Linked DNA regions of Homo sapiens: all the other regions are linked to region 2. A link is a contact called in ENCODE Hi-C or POLR2A ChIA-PET data. All regions are on one chromosome and are shown on one strand. Each heading gives the region's core, a stretch centred on a gene start or an enhancer-like site at or near the end of the contact. The rest is flanking DNA. Distances are from core to core; before and after follow the strand shown. Region 1 overlaps PRMT8 (protein arginine methyltransferase 8). Region 2 holds the start of LINC02827 (long intergenic non-protein coding RNA 2827). Region 3 holds the start of PRMT8 (protein arginine methyltransferase 8). Region 4 overlaps LOC124902862 (a long non-coding RNA gene).

What was found. Hi-C counts contacts between places; a loop is a spot of excess contacts on that map. ChIA-PET counts read pairs that join two places held with the same protein, here RNA polymerase II (POLR2A). Pooled maps may share reads with other maps.
Region 1: a loop to region 2 is called in a map of psoas muscle, with 3 times the contacts of the local background. The contact joins the enhancer-like site here to the promoter of LINC02827 in region 2. A Hi-C loop is called at or near these places in 11 of 168 maps with a recorded cell type or tissue (A673, HCT116, MCF 10A and 8 more), 11 of 37 single-sample maps with no recorded cell type and 19 of 50 pooled maps. POLR2A ChIA-PET finds 5 or more read pairs at or near these places in 1 of 52 experiments (MCF 10A).
Region 3: a map of mammary epithelial cell shows a loop between it and region 2 (6-fold over the local background). The contact joins the promoter of PRMT8 here to the promoter of LINC02827 in region 2. A Hi-C loop is called at or near these places in 7 of 168 maps with a recorded cell type or tissue (IMR-90, dorsolateral prefrontal cortex, head of caudate nucleus and 2 more) and 11 of 50 pooled maps. POLR2A ChIA-PET finds 5 or more read pairs at or near these places in 1 of 52 experiments (MCF 10A).
Region 4: a loop to region 2 is called in a map of PC-3, with 6 times the contacts of the local background. The contact joins the enhancer-like site here to the promoter of LINC02827 in region 2. A Hi-C loop is called at or near these places in 19 of 168 maps with a recorded cell type or tissue (Caco-2, Calu3, HCT116 and 11 more), 1 of 37 single-sample maps with no recorded cell type and 18 of 50 pooled maps. POLR2A ChIA-PET finds 5 or more read pairs at or near these places in 4 of 52 experiments (H1, MCF 10A, WTC11 and 1 more).

The regions. Positions count from the first base shown.
Region 1 is chr12:3,532,987-3,535,686 of GRCh38, forward strand. The region is part of intron 1 of PRMT8 (protein arginine methyltransferase 8); the gene reads left to right. Among named protein-coding and RNA genes, the nearest start is that of THCAT155, 42 kb to the left of the region's middle. Within about 2 kb of position 1,290, at least 6 of the 41 ENCODE cell types and tissues checked have a DNase peak (open chromatin) inside an H3K27ac peak, as active enhancers do; they include gastrocnemius medialis and psoas muscle, where a contact is called at or near this core.
Region 2 is chr12:3,298,941-3,301,640 of GRCh38, forward strand. It overlaps LINC02827 (long intergenic non-protein coding RNA 2827), which reads left to right and starts at 1,423. Exons shown (of 5, transcript NR_187483.1): 1 at 1,423-1,473. LOC100128253 (a long non-coding RNA gene) reads right to left here. Exons shown (of 12, transcript NR_148995.1): 8 at 1,906-2,052; 9 at 1,642-1,774; 10 at 1,041-1,501; 11 at 378-596. RefSeq lists an enhancer at 1,003-1,222 and a silencer at 1,823-2,117.
Region 3 is chr12:3,489,873-3,492,572 of GRCh38, forward strand. It overlaps PRMT8 (protein arginine methyltransferase 8), which reads left to right and starts at 1,331. Exons shown (of 10, transcript NM_019854.5): 1 at 1,331-1,828. The coding sequence starts at 1,754. The region is part of intron 1 of THCAT155 (thyroid cancer-associated transcript 155); the gene reads right to left.
Region 4 is chr12:3,453,080-3,455,779 of GRCh38, forward strand. The region is part of intron 1 of LOC124902862 (a long non-coding RNA gene); the gene reads right to left. It also overlaps a transcript of PRMT8 not described here. Among named protein-coding and RNA genes, the nearest start is that of PRMT8, 37 kb to the right of the region's middle. Within about 2 kb of position 1,317, at least 2 of the 41 ENCODE cell types and tissues checked have a DNase peak (open chromatin) inside an H3K27ac peak, as active enhancers do; they include PC-3 and mammary epithelial cell, where a contact is called at or near this core.

The DNA.
Region 1 (2,700 bases), core at 40-2,539, 230 kb after region 2:
TGGGCAGCAGGAGCTAAGAGAAGGGGTTTCCAGGAAACACAGCCTTGAGAAGGCTTGACTCTAAGGTAAGAAAACCCTATGTAGGGATGGGCTCTGCCAAGATCCCAGAGTTAGAGTCAGAGATTCTATAAAACAGGGGGTTCCAAATGGGGGACAGCCGACCCTCTGTGACAGGCATCAGTGGCTTGCCCCCAACATCCAGGCCTGGAAAAGGCAGATCTGGAGAGCGTCTGTGCCTACGAAGCCAAGTCTTGTGAAGGGCATGAGGCAGACGACTGAAGAATAAACCAGAGCAAGCTGGGGAGCCCGGGAGGCCACATGCAGAAGACAACACCGTCTCGCAGGACTGGCAACACCTAGATCAAGCTTGTCCAACCTGCAGCCTGCACACCGCCCAGGATGGCTTTGAATGTGGCCCAACACAAATCCACAGACTTTCTTAAAATACTATGAGATTTTGTTTGGATTTTTATTTTTTAGCTCATCAGCAATCGTTAGTGTATTTTATGGGTGGCCCAAGACCATTCTTCTTCTTCTAATGTGGCCCAGGGAAGCCTGGACAACCCTGACCCTCCTCCCCTTTGCCCCCAGACTCTGGGCTTCCAGCCCCGAGGGTAAGAAGCAGCAAGCTAGAGCTACCTACCCTAGCACAGTACACCCCTCTGAGGGGGCTGACTTCATCTGCCAGCCCCGATGATAAGACAGGGGTGCAGGAGAGTAGAGAGAGGGTGCATGTAGGGCTGTCTTGGCCAAAGGCAGGCAATAAAGCTGTACTTTTGCTTTCTTAGGTGATAGGAGAGGTCCCAATGCCCAGCAGAGCCCTTGCTTGTCTTGCTGCTGCCTGACATTTCACATAAGAATGTTCTTTTTTTCTGCAAACCTCTGGTCCCTATCTAAAGGCAGGCAGATGGTTCTGGAAGAGCTAACCCTTTGTGTAATTATGCAGAACGGGAGCCACAGCTTAGATCACAGCCTGGTGAGTAAACACAGGTTGAAGAGAGGTGTGGTGAGTGTCTAAGGGCGACACTGGGCAGAGGGGCTGGCACGAAGGTGGGCAAGGAGGGAAGAAGGTGAAGGCGGTGGGCAAAAGAGTGGGGTGAGGCCCAGGCTGGAAGCCTCCTGCCACCCCTACTCTGTCCCCTCCCACTGCGATCCTCTTTCTTCCCTCCGTGGGCCCTCCAGGCCAGGCAGGCGGCTGCTGAGGACAGACGACTCAGGTTAGAAAAAGCTCTCTTGACATTTGGAGAACAGAGCAGGATTTGGCTCCTCTAGTGGAGCCTCTTGTTCTCAGGGAAATCATTTTAAAGCTTGGGCTGGTGCCAGCAGGAGCCATTTATAGCCCAAAGGGCTTAGGTTCACTTTGGCTGCCTGGTGCAGAGAGTGCTGGCTTCCCTCTCCCCTCTGCAGGCTGCCTTCCCCCTTCAGATGTCCAGCACCTTCACTCTCCTTCCTTAAAGCTTCTTTTTCCTCTCCTCTACCACCTCTTTCCTATTCTCTTGGAGGTTCCAGTTCCAGATCCACCTCCGGACCTAGATTCCCCTAGGTGAGCCTAAACAAATTCCTTTCCTTCTGTGGGCCTCAGTCTCTCCATCTGCACCCTGACACCTATTGTCTGCTCTCTTTAAACTCTGTCACCTTGGAGAGGTGCCTGCCTGTGCCTACCTCCACTGAAGCGCTCTCCTCTGTCTAGTTATTGCCTGTTGACTCTCTTTCTGCCCTCAACACTGGGCTTCCTGCCTGGGCCAGCTGTGTTACCCTTTTCTGAGCACAGGGCCTGGCTCCTGGCAGTAGCTCAGTTAAGCTTGGTTGGGCCGAACTGAGCTAACCATGGCATCAGTTTCAAGAGCACAGGTTTTGGCATAAAACAGATACTGGTTGACATCTTGGCTGTGCTGCTTGCTATCTCTGGGCCCTGGCAAATGACTGGACTTTGTGAGCTTTAGTTTCCTCATCTGTAAATGTCAGTTACTATGAGGATTTCACGAGATGGTGTCTATCTATAAAGTGCTTGGCGCAGCGCCTGGGGCGCAGTGGGCCCTTAGTCAATGTTAGGTCTCATCACCATCATCATCCTCTGCCATCTACCTGCATTTTCAAGGGATGTGGGTTAGGTCAAACATGCTCCCCCAAATCCCCACCCCTGCTTGTGGAAATCCGACCCACCCTTCAAGGACGAGCTCACAAGCTCACATGCCCCTTCTTCAGGAAGCCAGCTTCCTCCTGTCTCCAGCTCTGCTGCGTCCATAACCTTTCATCTCTGCATTTAGTGGGCCCGAGGCCTGTTCACCCCAGTAGAGTGGGTAGACTAAGACAATCGCACTTTATTTATTAGGGAGAAAAACTGTGCTGAAGCTGCCCTGGGTAAGGCCAGTCTGGGGGCGGAACACTGTGTTGGGGGAGTCCTGATCAGCCGCTGGCGTGGTGAGTCGAAGGCAAATCACAAGTATTGACAGTGGAGGGTGATTCTCACCATATCAGGGAGGCAGACAACATCGGGAGACCTCCAGCAAGTAACAGGGCCCTGGGCCTGGGCCTTTGGACGGAGGTGGGGAAAGAGCAAGGCAGGGTGCTTTCTCTGCCCTGGGGCCCAAGAACCCAACAGGACAAGGCTGGAGGCGATGGTGCAGAAACAGGTACCAGAACCGACTCCAGGGCAGAGCAGGCAGGGCCAGACCTCCAGGGTGATGTGGGCACAGGAAC
Region 2 (2,700 bases), core at 173-2,672:
GGAAGGGGCTGGAGCATCCTACCCAAAGCACGCGCAGGCTTGGGAAGGTCGCTGTCCGCCCCGTCTCACTTCCCATTTCTAAAACACAGAGGACCTTTATTCTCCCACCTTGCTCTTCATGGACACCCCCTGCCCCCCGCCACCTTCTTCTTCCTCTCCTCCCTCCCACTCAAGGATGCACTGGGATAATGTCATCATGATCCTGATAATGATGATGACCTGTTGTCAGGTCTCGACTCTGTCTGCAGGAGAGGGGCACTGGGCTAGAGCAGCCCCGTGAATGTCCCGTGCCACCTGGGGTGACAGTAGATTCCCCTAAGTATAGAAACAACACCCCGACTTTCCCCAATGTTTCCAGCTGCTGCTGCCGCCCTGACCTTGCGAATCTGGATGTAGAGGGCAGGCTGGTGGAGGTGCCTGTGGGCCGTACCCACTTGTCTCTCAGCAAGGCTAGTGAAGAAGGTAGCTTCTTCCCCTCCTCTCTCCTCTCCATCCCTCCAAACCTGGAGGGCAGCAGGGAGTGTGACCACTGCCTTCAGCTTGGAGACTCGGTGCTGAGGGCTCTGTTAATCCACCTCGGGGCCTCAGGGTCACAGCTGAAATGTGGCTTAGGAGGTTATTTCATGTCCCACCAGCTTAAGCAAGTGGCTGTCACAGCCCCTCCACCCACGTAGGTGTTATGCGGCATGCCCTCTTCCCCTGTCCCCACCTCATGGGTTGATGATTTTCCTGTGCACTTTCTGGATCTTTCTGATCCATGCTAAGGGGGAGGCCAGAAGGGAGCTGTTAGGCCAGCACAGATTTGTGCTGTAAGCAAAATTCACGTCTCGTACAGTGTACATCTGATGCTGGGGGAGGACAGGAGGAGCTAGGCTCTCAAGAGACACACTTCTGCATGAGATGTGTGTTCCCAGGGTGCTCCCAGGAGAGGTCCAATAAGGGTGGAGGTGTATGGGCCAGACTCATCAATGTGGGTCCACATGCACACACACACGCGCACACCCCCACCCTGAATCGTGCAGAGGGCACAGGATACTGACCCGCCGGATCCCTGAGTAAGCATCAGCATCTCTCTCCTGACAGAAGACGCGAAGAAACCAGCACGGAATGGCTCCAGGCAGCCAGCAGGGGGCGAGCAGAGACAAGACAGGACAAGTTCCCTGCAGGTGCCGGAGAAGGCCAACCGGGTTGGGCCGGGCCCTGGGGCCCAGCTGCATGGTGTCTGGTGCTTTTTTTCGGCAGCTGCCTGGGTGTGGCACTCGGCCACACGTGGGACATTTTTTTTTTAACAGGGAAGTCGTCATGCCTTCAGCTTCTTATGAGGTTTCTGAGTCAGCTCCTGGCTGTCATCAGAGAACACGAAGGAGGGGCCAGGGAAGTTCCAGGAAGTCATTCCAAAGTGATTGCTTGGTTTCCCTTTTCACGACCTGCAGATCCCAACACTCCAGGATGGTGCAGGACATCAGTCTCAAGGTAATTGGTCACAGAGGTGAGAACCTTACTGAAAAATCAGAATGTGAACCCTGGAAGGTTCCTGAAAGATGAGCTAGACGGTTTTGAAACTGTATTGGGAATCCCAAGTGTAGCTCAAGGCTACTGGTCTTCGAGGTACCAGGCTGGGTATGTCGGGGAGGTAGGTGCCTGGTGTCTGCCTGCTGGCGACGATGACTGCGAGCCCTTTCTCAAGACTTCGGCCCACCTGGGTCTTGGGCAATGTAGTGCCCAGCATCGGCCGCGAGAGGGAGCTCTAACCTGAGACTTGGCGGCCGCAGGGCTGGCTCAGTGGACCGCAGGGGAGAAAACAGGGCAAGGGGTTGAGCGCCATCAGGAGCCATTCCACAGTGACCATGGAGGAGCAGAGACTGCATGGTGGGGGTTGTGAGTGGGGAGAAAGCGTCCACTCACCTGAAAGCCCAACGACCTGGTCTCCTCGGCATCAGACTTACACAGCAGTTCCATCCACCTTGACCTTAGGGCTCAGGGCATCTGCAGCCCTACTGCCGGCCCTCGGCCTCACTGCCCTCATCTGGCAGCTTCTATGTGCTCTCGGGGCTGGAGAGGTCAGGAAGAAATAGACAGAGTGGGCCAGGCTTGGTCGGAGTCCATACAGAGCAGGCCCCCTCTGCACGGGGAGTCACAGATTTCTGGAAACCTCAGCTGAGCCTGGTGCAGTGGCACAGAGCAGCCCTGCCCCAGTTCCCAGTGGTGACTCCTCTGGGGTTCAGCACATGGGACAGAAGACCTGCCCTGGGGAGGTGCAAAAGAGCGGCAATGCTAACGCCACCTGGGCTCCCTGGCCCTGCAGGTGAGTGAGGATGAAGGGGAGCAGGCTGGTCTGGCCAGGGAGAAACTGGGGCTTTTTTTTTTTTTTTTTTTTTTTTGAGAGACAGTGTGCCCTTGCAGAGAGAATACAAATGATGGTGTCACATGTTGAGCACCTGCTATCTGCTCAGCAGTGAGCCAGACACTTCCATGGGTGTTGCTAATTCCCATCACCAGCTACCAGATGAGGTCCGGTCAGCCCCATTTCACAAATCAGTGACTGAGGCTCAGAGATGAAATAAATGGCCCTAGGTCACACAACTTGCAGGTGGCAGAACCAAGGTGAGTGTCCCTCCAAAGGCTAGAGACCCTCCTCCCAGCATGTTAGGCTGTAGCTGGACCCTCCAGGCCCACAGACCATGTGGGTAGCTGGCACCA
Region 3 (2,700 bases), core at 81-2,580, 190 kb after region 2:
ACATTTTCATCCTTCTCATTCTTCATCCTCTCCTGTCTCTATCCCTCACTTCTCACCTCTACTTAGTGCAATGTATCCTCTCTTTGCCCGAGGACCAGATGATGGAGGCATGTTTCCTACTGAGAATGATTCTAGACCTTTTCTTCAATGGACTCTGGGGTTAGTTGAGGACAGTCAGGCTCACACTTCCCAGTTATCGAAGGTGATGATAAAAAGCAAATAGGGCATTTGGGAGGGACCTCCCCAAACAAGTACAGAGATGAAGTGAAGACAGCCGGGTGCTCAGGGAGCATCTTATAGGTCTCAGTCCTTGACTCGTAGGTTGAAAGCTTAAAAGTACAGCTGTTTTAAGGAGTCAGCCTGAGTGTCCTGTTGCAAAGGGAGAGGCAGAATGGGGTCCCCCGCTTTTGTTCTATCTCCCACTGCCCGACAGATGGCCAGTAAAACAGAGAAAAAGAAGCTCTCAAAGTGAAGACAGGAATGCATTGTATAAAAATTCACACCCCCTGCTGCCGCCCAAACTCCCTTAAAAAAGGATCAAGAGAATCCTGACGGGTACGTGACATCCTCCCTCTCTCCCATAAAAGGGACTTCAAAATCTGGCGATGGTGGGGGAAGGGTGAGGAGGGAGAAGAGAAATGCGTGGGCAGGGGGCTGCCAGGGAAGACTGGAGTGGGGGGGGGGGCACTGCAGTCTCGCATTTGACTTTCTCCCACCCTCTTTCCCAAGCCACTCTGGCCGCCACCTTTGCCCCTCCCTCTCAGCCTGAAAGGGGCTTGGAGTCCCAAGGGCTTTGGGTACAAAGAGAGAGAGAGAGAGAGAGAGAGAGAGAGAGAGAGAGAGAGAGAAAAGGATAAAGAATGACACCACACTTACCCCTAGAGTTGAAGGAGTTAAGGACCCTCCCCCATCCAGACACCCACCCCTTCGTTCCCCAAATCGTAATTCGCCGAGGAAGGATCCAGGAACTGGCAGAGGAGCGGGAGAGCTGGGGTGGGCCGGGGTGGGGAGGGTGCGAGTTAACTGTGGCCCGGTCTCGCCCGGACCTCGCCCTAGGTGGGAGCACGCGCACCGGGTCTGAGAACCTGCAAGAGCCTCGCCCGGCGCCGGCTTTCTCTGGGCCCCCCGCGCGGGCCTGGCCTCCACGTAAGTTGTGTGCAGCGCCAGGGAGTGGAGGCGGCCGAGACCCTCGGAGACTAGGGGAGGGGGCGGGCCCGGGGGCGCTGGGGGCCCTCGGTCTGCGCCCAGCCGCCGCCGGCTCCAGCGAACCTCCTACCCCGCCCCCACTCACCCGGCTCAGCCCCTAGGAGAGACGCGCAGGAAGCGTGTTGCTTCGCCCAGCGGATCGGCAGAAGTTGAGAGGAGTTGGCGGCTGCCTCCGGCCGGCCGGACTTTGCGAGCAGCCTGGAGAGGATCCGCGACCGCCGCCGCCGCCGCCGCGGAGGCTTCGGGGCTGCTTCCCTCGAGCTTAGCCCGCAGCGCGGGTGGAGAGGGGCGGGGAGGGGGTCGGGGGCACGAGAAGAACTTGAAACCGTGTGAAGGAATCCGGAGCAGATGAGAAGGGAGGAAAATAAAAGAAAGTGGAGACTGCAGAACAGACTCCGCTGTGGCTGACTGTGCCGGCCGACGCTCCAGCTGAGGGGCTGGGTTGGATTTTTTTTTTTCTCCCATCCTCTCGCTCTCTCTTTTAAAGCGACACCAGCTCTCTCTCCTCCTCTACTATCTCGGTATCACCAAACCCTTGCCGGCTCTTATGGGCATGAAACACTCCTCCCGCTGCCTGCTCCTGAGGAGGAAAATGGCGGAGAACGCGGCCGAGAGCACCGAGGTAAGGAGGCGAGCGAGCAGGGGCTCTCGGAGACCCCGCCGCCCACCCGGACCACCGCGCCGCCGCCGCCGCTCAGCGCCGAGTGCCAAACTTTCCCCAGTTTCATCCCGCTCGCTTCTGCCGGCCTCCTCCTGTGTGTGTGTGTGTGTGTGTGTGTGTGTGTGTGTGTGTGTGTGTGTGTGTGTGTGTTGGTGGGGGGTGGGGGGGAAGTTCATGTCTCAGGTCCCCTCCCTCTTGAAAATGCAAAACAGTCACTCTCACCCCATCACCCTCTCCTGCCACCCGCTGCTCCCTTCTCCCGCCCCCAAGTCCCAAACCCCGGGCAGCCGCGCTCCCCTGCCCTCTCCTCTGGGCTCCGTGAGGGCTCCCGGGTCCCGGCTTTGTGCAGAGCTGGGGTGGGTAATCCTGGGGCCAGGTCTGCCCCCTGCAGTGCCTTGACCGTCTCCTGCCGCTGCCTCAGCTTTACCCTTCAAGCTCGAGTCGGTTCCCGAGCTCTCCGTCCCCGCAGCCGCGCGGAGAGCCCCCGGCCGCGGGGGCCGAGCCGGCAGGAGGACTCGGGCACCTCCTACAGACCCTCCGGCCCAGATCTGGGCCAGAGAGAAGTCTGCAATCCTCAGATATCAGAGCCGCCTCTGGGTAGCTAAACCCGGCAGGGCACACGGGCCGCGGCCACCTTCAGCACCAGGGACAGCGTCCGCCCCTGCAGCAGCCGAGCCTGCGCGGACTGTGGGGGCTGCGCGCCGCCGGCTGCAGTGAGAAATGGGTCTGCAGCCACCCGTCCCGCAAGGGCTTTTGAGGAGGTCGCTCTAGCTCCGCAAATTGTGTTCTCGGCCCCCGCCTTCGGCAGCCTTTTTCTCTACTCTCCAGCTGGC
Region 4 (2,700 bases), core at 67-2,566, 150 kb after region 2:
GGGATGCACAGAGGACACTGCACGGGGAATCAGGTAGGCTGGAGAGGAGAGGGGTCAGTCCGGGAGACCGTCCTGAAGAGTGGCCTGTGATGGAAAAGGCCAGCAAGAACCATGGAAGCTGCTGAAAGGGTGCAGGGAAGCCACGGTTCCTTCCCTCCCCACGCCCCTCGCTCACTCTAGTCCTGGCTCCCTTTACACAGGCCTAATATGACCAAACAGCACCCTTAGGACTCCTGGGCCTCGGGCCCCAGTGTTGAGTCTGGCAGCAGATCCCCAAGGGGTAGAGTTTGCACTGGTGGCTGGGTGTCGCCGTCAGCAGGTGAGGGAGCGCATGGGGAATGCAGATTCCCAGGCCAGCCCTGCCAAGTCTGAGTGAGTCCCCTGGAGGCTACTGCTGCTGGGACTGTGCGGTGCCGTAGGACATGATTTCTGACCTCAGAGGCCCTGCTTTCTCCTGGGGAAGCCAGACGCTGCATTCCGCATGCCATCGTGACCTTGAAGTAGGGCTGAGAATGAGGTGTCTGGGTCAGGAACTGGTGAGCGCGGTCAGGGGACACCCTTAGGAGAGGAGCTTGCCCTTCACAGCCAGGGCAAATGCTGGGGCGCAGCCATGCTGGCTGTCTCCTCGTCTGTTCTGCCCACACATCTCCTGCGGCACCCTGTGGTCTGTGTCCTGACGTGGCCCGACTGTGGACCCCCTTGTCCTCCTGCCCGCTGTGTCTATTTCTCAGCTCCTGCTATGCTAGGTCTGGGCTTCCGACGCCGGCCCTGCTCCGGCGATTGAAAATGACTGCAGCCTCGGGTGCAGCCTTGTCCTCAGCGTTCAACACGGGGTGCCTCGTGTGCTCCTCATGGCACATTTACCATGGGCTTTTTCAGGTTTCGAGAAGCAGCGACGTGCTCGGGTCACCTCAGGGCGGAGGGTTTGCAGGAAGGCCAGGCACAGCAATGCGGGCGTCAGCCTAGCCCAGCCTCTAGAGAACTGGAGCACCACGGGGCTCAAAGGGGCCTGGGGCCAAACACGGAGGCCCATCTGACTTGGCTCTGTCTCTGCTCCTAGCCCCTGCTGTCTCTTCACTCTCCTGCAGCTTAATGCCGCCCCCGCCCACCCCGCGCCCTGTGTCTTTTGGCTTCTGTTTTGCCTTCTCCTGAAGCCGCTTCTTCTGACTCCCTGACGGGGAGCCTGCGGATGGATTCCCAGGACCTGGTTCCTCAAGGCGGCTGCTGTTGGCTCAGACATCCCCGGCCAGGGTGTTGGTGCCACAGGGAGCAAGAGGGCAGGCAGCCACCTGGGCTCCCCTAAGAATCACTCACTCCAGAGGGAGAATATTTAAGGTTTGAATCACTGACGTTAATCAGAGGCCACGTGATGTAAAAGCACTCTAGGGGAGGGGGGTGTCTAGGAAGGAAGGGAAACTAAACCACAAAAGAAGCCCGTCATGCCCAGCCCTGGAGGAGAGAGGAGGAGCAGGGGCCAGGGAAGACGGGGCGGGCAAGAGCGGCATGTGGCATTTCTCAAGCGGGAGACCAAGTTCAAAGGGAGCACAGCACTCCCAGTGAAACCACCCCTATAAACTTCATAAAATGAATCAGGACAAAAGGAAGGGGAGGAGTGAAACCAAACCCAGCTTGCAGCGCACTTCGTGTTCACCGCGGGTCGGCCTGCGCTCCCACCTGCTTCCTCGTGTTGTTTGCTGCCTATTGACCTAGAATCCCACAGACCCCGCTACAAGGTTATAGTCACCCTAAGGGTCCTACAGATAACAACTGGAGCAGTACGAAATGTTAAGTCTTCCCTTTGAGATAGTCCTTCAGGTCCTACATACCTGTGAAATTACCACGTCAGCTGGTCTAAAGGACCCCATAGGAGCTGACGCACCAAAGAATGCAGTTTCTACATTCTGGTGAATTCATCCGCCTTACCCCAACCAATCAACAGCTCCAATTCTCCAGTCCCTTGTCCTCCACAGTCCCCTTAAAGACTCCAGCCCAGAAATCCTGGGGGAGATGGAGTTTGGGGGCTCCTCCTATCTCTTAGCTCAGTGCCCTGTGACCATTAAACTCTTTCTCTGCTGCAGCCCTAACTGGTAACTGGTCTGTTACTGTGCGGTGGGCATAACTGGTCTGTTACTGTGTAACTGGTCTGCTCCTGTGCAGTGGGCATACGAACCTGTTGGTCCTATAACACCAGTCCCTCACGAAAGCACCAGATTAATTTTCGCACCCTTTGTGGCTGCAGATTGGAAGTGGAGGATGAGGGTGAGGGGAGGTGCCTTCTAGCCTGGGCTTGGGGTGTGGAAGGCAAGAGGGGAAGAGAACCCACAGACAGGATGGAGGGAGGGGTGAGCTGCTTCAGGCGTCGATGCTGCCCTCACTTGTGCTCTGCCCTCCTTCTCCCTAAGGGGAATTGACTCACGCCCTTTCCCCTTGCCACCCTGAACAAAGAAATGCCACTCACTGCCCTGTGATGCAAGCTCTTCACACATGCATGGGAGTAGGTGTGTGCATGGAGGAGGCACCACGCTAGCCTGCTCTCTGGGCTCGGTCCTGGGAGACCTGGCCAAGGACCTTCACCTCCGAACCTTCTCCCGGAATTGGAGGGTCAGCGGGGGGTGGGGTTGAGCCTGCTACATTGAATTTGGCTTGGTCCTCTTGGCTCTCTTAATTGCTCTTTGACAAATAGCCAGAAAGTGGAGGGAA